Linked DNA regions of Mus musculus: region 2 is linked to region 1. A link is a loop called in an ENCODE intact Hi-C map of the cell type or tissue named here. Cell type or tissue: heart. All regions are shown on one strand. Links, peaks and the distances in the headings refer to the core of each region. The heading gives the core; the rest is flanking DNA.

Region 1 (5,239 bases), core at 1,614-4,113:
AAAAAAATTCTTCAACTCTAAAAAGAGTTCTTTTTCAAGGGCCATATGTGTCATTGTGTACAACCAGTAAAATCTACACGTCATGGGTGTGGCATTGTGAGATCCCAAGGAAACCAAGGAAACACACAAAGACAGTCTACCTTCATCTGCATACCAAACCCCACGGTGGTTTTAATGAGATCAGGTGCTGTGTATGTGTGCTGCCTACATTTTTTTGTTTGCTCCCCAAATACATTTTTTAAAAAGTCTGTTGGAATTTTCAGCTTCGACACTTTTTGTCCCTGATAATCTATGTTTGAACAATCGGGCATCCACCAGGACCAAGGCATTCAACCACCGTGTAGGCATCTCAAGACATTGGCTGACTTAGAAAGAAGGTAACGCATTAATGGATGTGTTGGTGTAACTGAGGGTGAGAAGGAGGAAGAGAAAATGGTTCCAGACAAGAAGCTGGCTAGGAAAGCAGGTGTGCATCTGTACAGCGGGGGCTGCAGACAGGTGAGAGGAACGTAACGTCACAGGAGGGCCAGGCTCTCCCAGCACTTGTCCTTACCCTCGACCTTATCTAGTTAAGGCACTTCCTCGCTCACAAGTTTCTTCTGGCAGACATGCAGAAAAAAATCCTCAGTATATCAGAGGCAAAATATATAGATAAGAAAGGGCATTGAATACTATCACTGTCCGTCAGTGAGAAGAAATCTTGTTACTCAGTTTAGAAATTGAATTGGCAATGCCTGTTGAGCAGTGCTCATTGATGGGCATTCGAGTGTATTCCCTTAAAATAGATTCCTGAATGACCAGGAGAGATGCACTGTTCCTTCCACTGAGGTTACACAGTTATTTTCTTCTTTTTAATAGACTATATGCTGTAATGTACTAATTTTCCACTGATTTTCATACTTAGAATTGGACTTGTGTTGGAGAAAAAAATGCTTAATCTAGGAAGCAGTGAAAGTATACAAAATCGACCATTTAAAACATGTTAACAGGAAACGGATTCCATGAAGTAACATGGCTTTTTACAAACACTTACTGGGGAGGTGGCTCCATTGTTAAAGTACTTGACAAACAAGCATGAGGACTTGTGTCCCAATCCCTAGCAGCTATGTAAAGATTTGGGCACGATCATGCATGCACACATGCACACATGTGCCTGCACGCACTCAAGCGCGCGCGTGCGCACACACACATACACACACACACACAAGTACAGGCTATGAATGTTGTACTGTGGAAAACTCAAGATCACTTCTGGCTGCATAGTGAGACACTGCCTCAAAAAACAAAATGAAATCCACCAAAATAACAACAAGAAGCTAGCAAGAAAAAACAACAACATCATACAAGAAAAGGCAGAATTAACAAACAACCTAGGTTGCATCTCTCAGTTTATGAGAAGTAAAACATTTTTAAAGTTCACATCATTTGCTCACATCAGTGGTCCCCAAGGGTCTAGGAAAACAGCTCAGTGGGGGAGAGCTTACTTAACATCAGTGCTCCCAATGTCTGGGGATACAGCTCAGTTGTAGTGAGCTTGCATATTAACACCAGTGGTCTTAGATACTAATTTTTACCACTCTCCCTAACTGTGTACATCTTCTGTTTTCTAACATATCACAAGAGAAACTTCTGGGCCGGAAGTGGTGGCACACACCTGTAATGGTAGCACTTGGGAGGCTGAGACAGGAGGCTCACAAAGGGCAGTCATCAATACCTTCTGCAGGTACTCCTTATGTGTGAAGAAGCCACGCCCCACAATTAGCTCCTTAGCTGCTTCTCAAGGTGATACAGATCCCTGGAGCCTGCACATCTGAGGCTGGATCTGTGATATCATTCATTAGCTATTTTGTATGCATCAACAAAAGGGTGACTATTTCTAACTGTGGAAAATGTGTAGCTTGTTAGTGCCTGGAGGGCAGATTTACCAACTCAATTGCTCCTAGGAGAAGTCTGTAGTTATTATAAAACTTACACTTCGGCCAGGAGAATGCTCTAAGGTCTAGCTGAGTATCCCTAGCCTGACACACCTGATGGTGCTAGTGAGACCATGGCATCAGTGTTTGCTCCTGGCCAAGCAAGTAAGCCACTATATTCTTAATGAAAAGATATATGTTGTGCCAGGAACTGTGGTGGGCATCTTTACTCCCAGGACTCAGGGGGAAGAGGCAGGTGGATGTCTGTGAGTGTGAGGTCAGGCTGGCTTACATGATGAACTCCAAGGCCAGTCAGGGCTGCACAATGATAATGAATAGTAAGTCATGAACAATGATATTAAATTAAATAAATAAAATCACAACTAAAAACCAAAAAGGTGTGTGTGCCTGGTAGCAGTTTCTAAACATATCAGATACTACATTCTGAACCCACACCGGCTTCAAACAGTGTGTGTGTATGCACCAGGGTGTCTCAACTGTAGCAACCCTGGTGTAGGGGGACTTTATATATCTTCTGCTATTGGAGGAGCTACCCTAGGCATTACCAAATTTTATCAGTATCCCTGACTTCAAGCTACTATGTACTGTTGGGTCCCACCTCCAACTGTAACAGTTAGAAATGTCTTAAGACGCTGGCTACCATCACCTTCCCCAGGGATAGAGAGAGACACTAACTGTTCAACCCCAGTTGACAAAAGAAGGAACACTGAAAGGGCGGAGCTTTCCTGCTACAGCTGAAGCATGCTAAAGAGTTCTCAGTGCTGGAAGCCAAACAAACCAACAAACAAATCAAGCAACACCTTTCCTGGCAGAAATGAGAACCCTGGGGTCCAGACAAGTAACGAGCCATGTTCATCTGTCAGCACTGTTGGCACCAACAACGAATGGTCTCAACACCATATGCTAAGGACGCGCTGCATGGCGCCAGTCCTTTTTAGTTCCTCTAAAGACAGGTTTTTGTGGTCTAGCAAGTTGAAGGAATGCTTCATACCAAATCAGCCTAATTTCGTTCACAGTGGACTCTCTTAATGACTTTTGACAACAGGTCCTTCGGCCATGTTGAGCTGCCCATTGACAGGAAGCTCAGCCTGTTTGCCCTACATGGGTCTTTGAGTGCAAGAATAGATAATAAATAAAAACAAATAAAAAGCTATGAAGTATTCTGACCGCCAGGGGTCGCAGGGCTGTATTCTGATACCCTGCATCCCAACACCTCTATGAGCTGCTCTGACTCCTCGCTTACCTAAGAAGAGGAAAAACCATTCCTTGTAAGCCTTCTGTTTGCTGGTTGGAATGATATGCTGTTTCGAGCCATCTTTCCTGCCTTGAGACCACAAAGGTTCCAAGAGAAAGTTTCTGTGAAGCGTCTCTGACCAATCCAAGGTTGGCTGGCAGTCTCTGCCATCCTACCAGCACTCAGTACACCTACCTGCTGGCAAACTAATGTGCGCCACCCTCCCTCACCCTACCTGAGCAGGACACCTCCAGTAGACAAAGATCTTATGCTATTAACCTTAACATGAATCAACTTCTTCTCCTCTGATGTATCATCCAGAGAACTGGTTATTGGCTCATGTCTATACACCCAGCACTCAGGGGGGCAGAGGCAGGATTGTGAGACTTATACACCAAGCTTCAGGATAGCCTTAACTACAAGGGAAGAGCCTGCATCCGAAACCAAACGAAAACAAACATCCAATAAACTGCTCTTTGGTAGTACAGGAGCCCAAAGTAGTTCTTTTTAAAAAATGTATTCGATGATAATAACCTTTTACTATATACTGCTCATCAAGAAATAGGCATGGCTTAAGCATGAAGAGGCTCTCCTGGTTGAGAGCATGTTTACCTGGTCCCCGTCACTCTTTTGTAGTTGTCCTTGGAGTACACTGCCAGGATGCTGACGCCTGAGCCCATGTTAACCAGCAACATAGGGTACGGGTTATCCAAACAGTATGGCTTTTTTTGACACAACTCGGGATTTGTGGGGTTTTCGAAATAGTAACATTCTGGCTTGCCATTGAAGCCAACCGAGTCAACGTAAAGAAGGCCCTGAATCAAACAGTCCAGCTCATCCAGTTTATGCAGCTGCAGGTCCGCAATCTACGAGAGAACAAAAGCCTGTTAGATGCTGTAGTCTAATACGGTGGTGCGAGGAGCCTGGGAGGTGTGTGCTCTCTATAAGATTCACTTTCAAAGACAAGAAATGCACTCAGACCCCAACCCCCCTCCAGCATGAAAGAGTACAGGCCAGCAGTCACAGCCAGAAAAATAGCTGTGCTACACAGACAAGAGCTGCCTGGTTGTCGGGAAAGCACTCATTAGCATGTGAGACTGGTGGCCTGGATGTGGGCCCTTGGTTTAACCCTCAGAATCTGTGAACATGGTCTCATCATGAGTCATCCGAATGGAGCCTAACTCTAATGGCAGGACACACACACAGGAAAGGTCTGAAAGCTAGAGGAAGAAGCCTTTGAAGAAGTAGACAGATATCTTAGTGTTGCGCCCTGATCTCTGGGGTACAAAGAGCCTCGAAAAGGCAACTAGCGTAATCTCCCCACGACCTCTACAGAACTGTGTTGATGCCAAGGCTTTAACTGGGGGCTATCAACCTCAAGAATTTTGATGGAAGAAATCTCTGTAGTCATAAGCTGCCAAACGTGTTGTCACAACAGCTAAGGGCGGTCAGTGCAGTAGAATATTCAGAAGCGAACGAGAATCCTACATATGTGTGACAGAATGTGAGGTCAAAAGGCCTGGGAGTGGAAAAGAGTCCCCTCTGAGTCCACAAAGCCTCTTGCCACACTTGGCTCTGGAGCAGCTGGGCCTGGCTTTGAACTCCAGGTCTAAAACTTACTTAACAGAGGTTATCTGGGGTGAATTATTTGGCTTCTCGGTGTTGCTGTGAAGATTCCATGATAGTCTCTGTATGGCACCCACCACACACAACAGGCTTACTAGCTAAGTGGCCCAGGATTGTCCTTTCAGAGGTCTATGAGGTAAGACATCCTCTTCTTGGGGACAGAAAGAGAGGTTGGTCAAATATATGTGATAAACAAGAAGAAAGGGAGGCTATTTGGAGAGGAGGCAGGTCAGCCAGAGACAAGCAGGAGATGGCACACCATGGAGAGGAAGGTGAATATGAACAGATAACCCCTCCTCCACCACTCTAGATACAGAGAACAAAGGGCTGTTGGCTGGTCTGAGCAGCTAGTAGCCATCCTATCCTTAAAAGTTTAATTCCTAATACTGCTGCCTCAGGTCCAAGTTGGTGATCATTTTCCCTGACAACAAACAAACAAACAAAC
Region 2 (5,239 bases), core at 1,409-3,908, 52 kb after region 1:
GTAAAGATCACATAGGAAGATTAGTCTCATCATGGAGTTCTGCAGGTATCATCACGGAGTTCTGCAGGTATCAGGAACAACACCTAGTTTAACTCTAGCATTTCAAGAGCACTGACACCAGATCATGACAGCCAGGTAGTAGGGGGCGGGCAAAATAATAGAGGAAATCTGAAGAAGTTAGTCTTAGGGAAGGCCTCTAGGGAGTACATAAGGGGAAATGACACTTAGATGGACATTAAGTTGACAACTTTCTCCTTTCCTTGCTTAGTAAAACCAACACACAACTGATTTGACTTTTGGATGGTGCTGGGAGATTAAACCCAGGGAGTTTTGAAGGATGGATGCCTCGCCTCCATCTTCTGTTACTGAGCTATTTCTCCAGTCTCCTGACTTGATTTCTAGATTAGAACACATTCATATGGAGAAAGTGGGTTTAAGATTTTGGTTTTAAGATTTACAGGTTGTTGTTGTTTGTTTGTTACTTTTTAAATTTGTATATATGCATGCATGCCCCAGAGACATACACGTTGGGGAAACACTCCTATGCATAAAAATAAAAGAAAATCAATGTGTGCTCAAATCTAAGAAAATTAAACATAATAGGATAAGGAAAATAAGTGTTGATTCAGTCCTTTAAAAGACTGTAAATACAACAGGCTGGTGACACACCCCTTTTAATCCCAGCACCCAAAAGGCAGGACTAGATGAACCTCTATAACTCCCCTGTTCTAGGTCAGCCAATGCTACATAGAGAGTCCCGAACTCAAAAAACAAACAAACAAAAGTTGTAAATAAACCGAGTGTGATGAATTATTTTAGAGGCAGGAGGATCAAAGAGCTCAAGATGATTCTTGGCTGCACGTGACGTTTCAGGCCAGCCTGGGCTACGTACGGTCCTATCTCATGAAAACAAAATAAGTAAATAAATAATTTATAAATAACTTAACAGAATGTATAAATAAAAGAAGAATTAAAAGCTTTTATTTTTTTATTTATTTTTTTGTAAGAAACACAAACCACTTAGCTTCTGACACTATACACAGGCAGAAAACTACATTTCCTTGTCTTTTAAAATAATTCCTATGGCTTTGAAAGCATAGTTAAGGCTCAGATTAGTTTTCGCTTCTTCAAATCATTGTTAGAGATTGTATTTTAAGCAGTGCAGAGTAAGGTATGATGATCCTAGCACTTGGGAGGTCGAGGTCTGAGGAATACCAAGAGTTTCAGGCCAGCCTGGGGTTGTATCACAAAACACTGTCTTGAAAATACCAAAAGAGGCCAGAGAGACAGCTCAGTAGGTAAGGGCCCTTGTCACCAAGCCGGTCAATGTGAGTTTGATGACCCGAGTGTGATCACGTGTCAGGAGAGACCAGCTCTTCAAAGTTGTCCTCTGACCTCCTGGACTGCCGAGCACGCTCGCATCCACATACCCACCACCACACAGTAAGTGTTAGAAAATGGGAAAAAAAAAAAAAAACACTAAAAGAAAGGTCTTCAAACCAGTGACTGCCTATCTACCATCCCACCCCCAACTCACCACGTAGCTCAGGCTGGTCTCAGGCTAGGGAGTCTCCTTACTCAGACTCCCCAACTTTTCTCTTAGAGTCTAGTTACTGTTGTTGAAAACTATAATAAACTCTTTAAGATGGAGATCAGAGAAATAAATAAAATGTGGACTCAGGGAAATAAAACAAACGAAATAAGACACGGGTATCAGCCAATCTCAAGTTCATAAAATAATTTTCCTAGAAACTATAAAAAGTATGTAAAACAAAAACAAACAAACAAACAAAAAACGCAGATGCTTAATAACCGTCTAACAGCCATGGCCAAATCAAATCTGCTGGGCAATTCCCAAACTCCACACAACATTAACATTGCAAAATGTAAGCACTGGATTCACCCAGACGTGTTAAAGCGGTTCCCAACGTTTTAGAAACGAATGCATTGCAGAAAGGCTATGAAAACTATGAACAGAAAGATAAAAATTATAAGCAAAGACAGGCGAAGGAGTTATGCTGTTTTCCAAACATCAACCTTTTACAGAAATTGAAGCCCAATTTAATCATTTCCCAACCCAGAACAGTTAATTGATATGCAACAGGTACCCGTTTGAATCCGATCGCTCACTACCGTGGACTCTACTTACTTTGCTTTCTGCCATTTACAAGCTTCATTAAAGACACCCACAAAGAGGTAACCAGTTGAATGGAGTTAGGCTCAGATAAGGAAAAAAAACAACAACAACAAAACAAAACAAAACAAAACAACTCGTAATCTCTACCTACAAACTGACATCCCAGAATGTCAGGTGGGGAAGGTACCCTTTACAGTCTACCATTATATATACAAGTCTCAGGTTGTGAAACAACGCACTTTTTGGAGTTGTACAATTACAAACACTCAACTCGACCCACTCCAAGGGGAGGGGGGGAATCCACCTGCAATCCTCATTGGTCCACACCGTTCCGGCCCACATGGTGTCAGTGGGTGTTTCCCTCTACACCAGCCGTCTCACTGGCTGTGTGGAAACACTGTTTAATAGGCTGTGATTTGGGGGATTGTCAAACTCCACGCCTCCTTAAGCTTGCCAATGGGCCCTAGATACTGGCGGTTACTCTGCGATTCAAAGGGCAAACTGGTAGCCTGAGATGCACGCCCCAAAAGATGTGCTCGGAGAAGGGAGCAGTGAGCCCCGGGCTGTGCCAGCCCGCCCTCCTCCTAGTCCCAGACCCAAGATCAGTCGGGTTGTTTGCCCCACGGCCACCAATAACAGCGGGCAGTGCGTTCTCCCAGCCGCTACGGTGACCGAGGGAGCAGCTCCAGCTAGTGTCTGACCGACCCAGTAGGCGGATCGGACTAGACAGGCGCCACCGCGGGCCGCCACCTTGGACGCCCGACGCCTCTAGGGAGGACGCAGTCCAGAGCGGCACTCTGTCGCCCCCCTCGACCGCGGGCACCGGCGCTTCCCTGCCGGCAGGACTTACGCGGCCTGTTCTTCCTCCCGGAGTCCATCCTCCTCCGCAGCCGGCATTTCTTGGCCGGAGAATCATGCTGGGCGAACAGCGGCTGCGGCTGCAGCTCGGACGGGAGCTGGAAGCGTGGGGCCGGCGGGTCGCGGCTGCTGGCGGCCGACGGGTGGAAGCCGTTGTGCAGCAGCCCGTTCACGGCGGCCGCGGCGCCCTCGGGGGCCCCCGGGGACTGCAGGGCCGCGCGCTCGTGTTGCGCGCCGCGGTCGCCCATGCCCGGGACCGGCGGAGCGGTGCGCGGGCTCCGGCTCTGGCAGCCTCGCTGGAGGTCACGGTCGGCCGTTCCCCGATCTTCCGATCCACCCTGGGGCTTGCTCTCCCGCAGCCTCGGCGCCGCGGTCGGGAGCTGGTGGCCCCGGCGCTCCTCCCCTCCTCCCGTCGGCGTCCCCACGTCTTCGGCGAGCTGGGCCCCGCGCACCGGGCTTGCTGCTCTCGCCCGCAGCGTGTCGGCATCGCGCGCAGCTGCGGGAACCTCGGTGGACCCCGGCCGGGGAGCCCGCCTCCCCCTCATCCCAAGGCCGAGCCACTTCAAATGCGGCTTCCTCGCCTCCCAGACCTGTCCCCGCCACTGAGCATGCCCAGTCCTACCCGCCACCGCCACCGACGAGTTTCAACGTGCGGAATGAAGTTCTCGGGGTTTGCGAAGAGGAGATAGGCGGATGGGGCTTTGTGTGGCGGAGCGAGCCTAAAGGGTACTGGGTGAGGTAGGCACGAGACAGCCAGAAGCCTCGGGAGGAATGCCGGAGGAAGCCAGATATTTGCAGAGGTTTCAGGTTTGCTAATCCTATCCCCAGTGGGCTAGTACCTTCACAAGGTCACCCATGCTACATCCCCGCCCCACGAAAGTGTGTGAGCAGGCGCGCGTGCGTTAATGTGACCAAACTACTCCCAGGTCTGAAGGGAGGGAAGAGAACAATTATTTATAGAGAGGTAGGCAGCCTTGGAGAAGGAGGGGAGTGAAATTCCTTGGTTGGCACACTCACACAAACAGCATGTGTTCTCGAGTTGTCGTTTGCAGAGAGGAAACCTAGGAAGAGAGAGAAAGGACAGTGAAGGACAAAACTAGGCAGGAATAACCGGTGCTAGAAGAAACCAAGTAAACAGAACCGATCCCAAGCTATAAAAAGCGCATTCCTCACCCAGAAAAGACCGGCAGGGGACAATGCCCTGTTCTGTTATTTATGAAATAAAAAGTTGCCTTGGTTATGAGAAGGGGAACCAGCACCATGATAGCCCTCAGAGTTAGCCCCCAGTTCCCAGTTCCGATTCCCACTGACACTGAGCAAAAGACAAAGTCAGTACTTAACACACCTGTTATAGGCAGTGCCCAGCAAGCGGGACACATTTGGGTATTGGGGACTTCTTGAGGCCTTAGCTTTTGTGTCTGTCCAAAGGGGACTCTTGTGTGTCACAAAAGTACCTAATATAACCTTTGCACATAATAAATGCCCACAAGAGTCTAATGTAGACATTAAAGTCAGGCTGGGGATATAACAGTCAGACACTTCTTATCATGGGATTCTGTCCCTACGAAGGAATAGAGAGAACATAACGGCAGGCTATTGTTTCCAATGACTATGAATACAGCGGGCAGAGGCCAGGCCCCTCACTGAATTTGCACATCACCAAGCTCAAACTAAGCTCTTTGACCCTCTGAAAACATCTGTATTAAAGAGGTGAGAACCGAAGTCTCCAAAGGCCAGCTTCAACAACTTGAACTTCCCTCTACCTTAATCCTAGCAAAAGTGACCTGTGATTAGCCTACCCACCCCTTGAACTAAATCCTCCATGGGTCCAAAACTGGCATTAGCTGTGCCCGGGGTTTACATTTGGTTTGAGGATTTCTTCTGGCAGAGCCCTTCCCAAAATCAACAGGTTCAGAATCAATGAGGCCACTCTGTTTCATCCACCTGTCATTTCAAATCAGGAAACCAAGGCACAGAGACATAACTGAGACTAAGACCAAAACTAGAACTTAATCCCTGTTTCCCTGCTTCCTTGGGCTTATATGATTTGAGAAATTGCCTTAGGTAATCCAGCCTCAGCCCATCTGATTTTTGTCCAGTTCTGTACAACTTGCTCCTTCAGGCTTATAATCTCTCCCTATTCCTATAACCCTTTATACCTCCTTCTTCTGGCTACAAAATACACATAGCCTACCTAGTAACACAGCCCTGCATCCCAACTACTCGGGAGGCTAAACCTCCTGA

Evidence for each region. Hi-C counts contacts between places; a loop is a spot of excess contacts. Peaks named below come from ENCODE experiments on the same cell type or tissue, not always from the same donor. Only the 100,000 strongest peaks of a DNase experiment are listed, where the experiment ranks them.
Region 2: it touches region 1 in a loop (6-fold over the local background); 13 of 42 quality-filtered maps call a loop at or near these places.

What each region holds. Positions count from the first base shown.
Region 1 is chr19:34,823,340-34,828,578 of GRCm38, forward strand. Pank1 (pantothenate kinase 1) reads right to left here. Exons shown (of 7, transcript NM_001114339.2): 3 at 3,781-4,034. Among named protein-coding and RNA genes, the nearest start is that of Mir107, 5.2 kb to the left of the region's middle. In heart, for the core only: a CTCF peak has its summit at 3,099 (motif pointing right); no DNase peak of the experiment used is centred there.
Region 2 is chr19:34,875,537-34,880,775 of GRCm38, forward strand. Pank1 (pantothenate kinase 1) reads right to left here and starts at 3,919. Exons shown (of 7, transcript NM_001114339.2): 1 at 2,988-3,919. The coding sequence starts at 3,540. In heart, for the core only: a CTCF peak has its summit at 2,950; DNase peaks (open chromatin) are centred at 2,555 and 3,765; H3K4me3 peaks cover 2,156 bases; H3K27ac peaks cover 1,855 bases.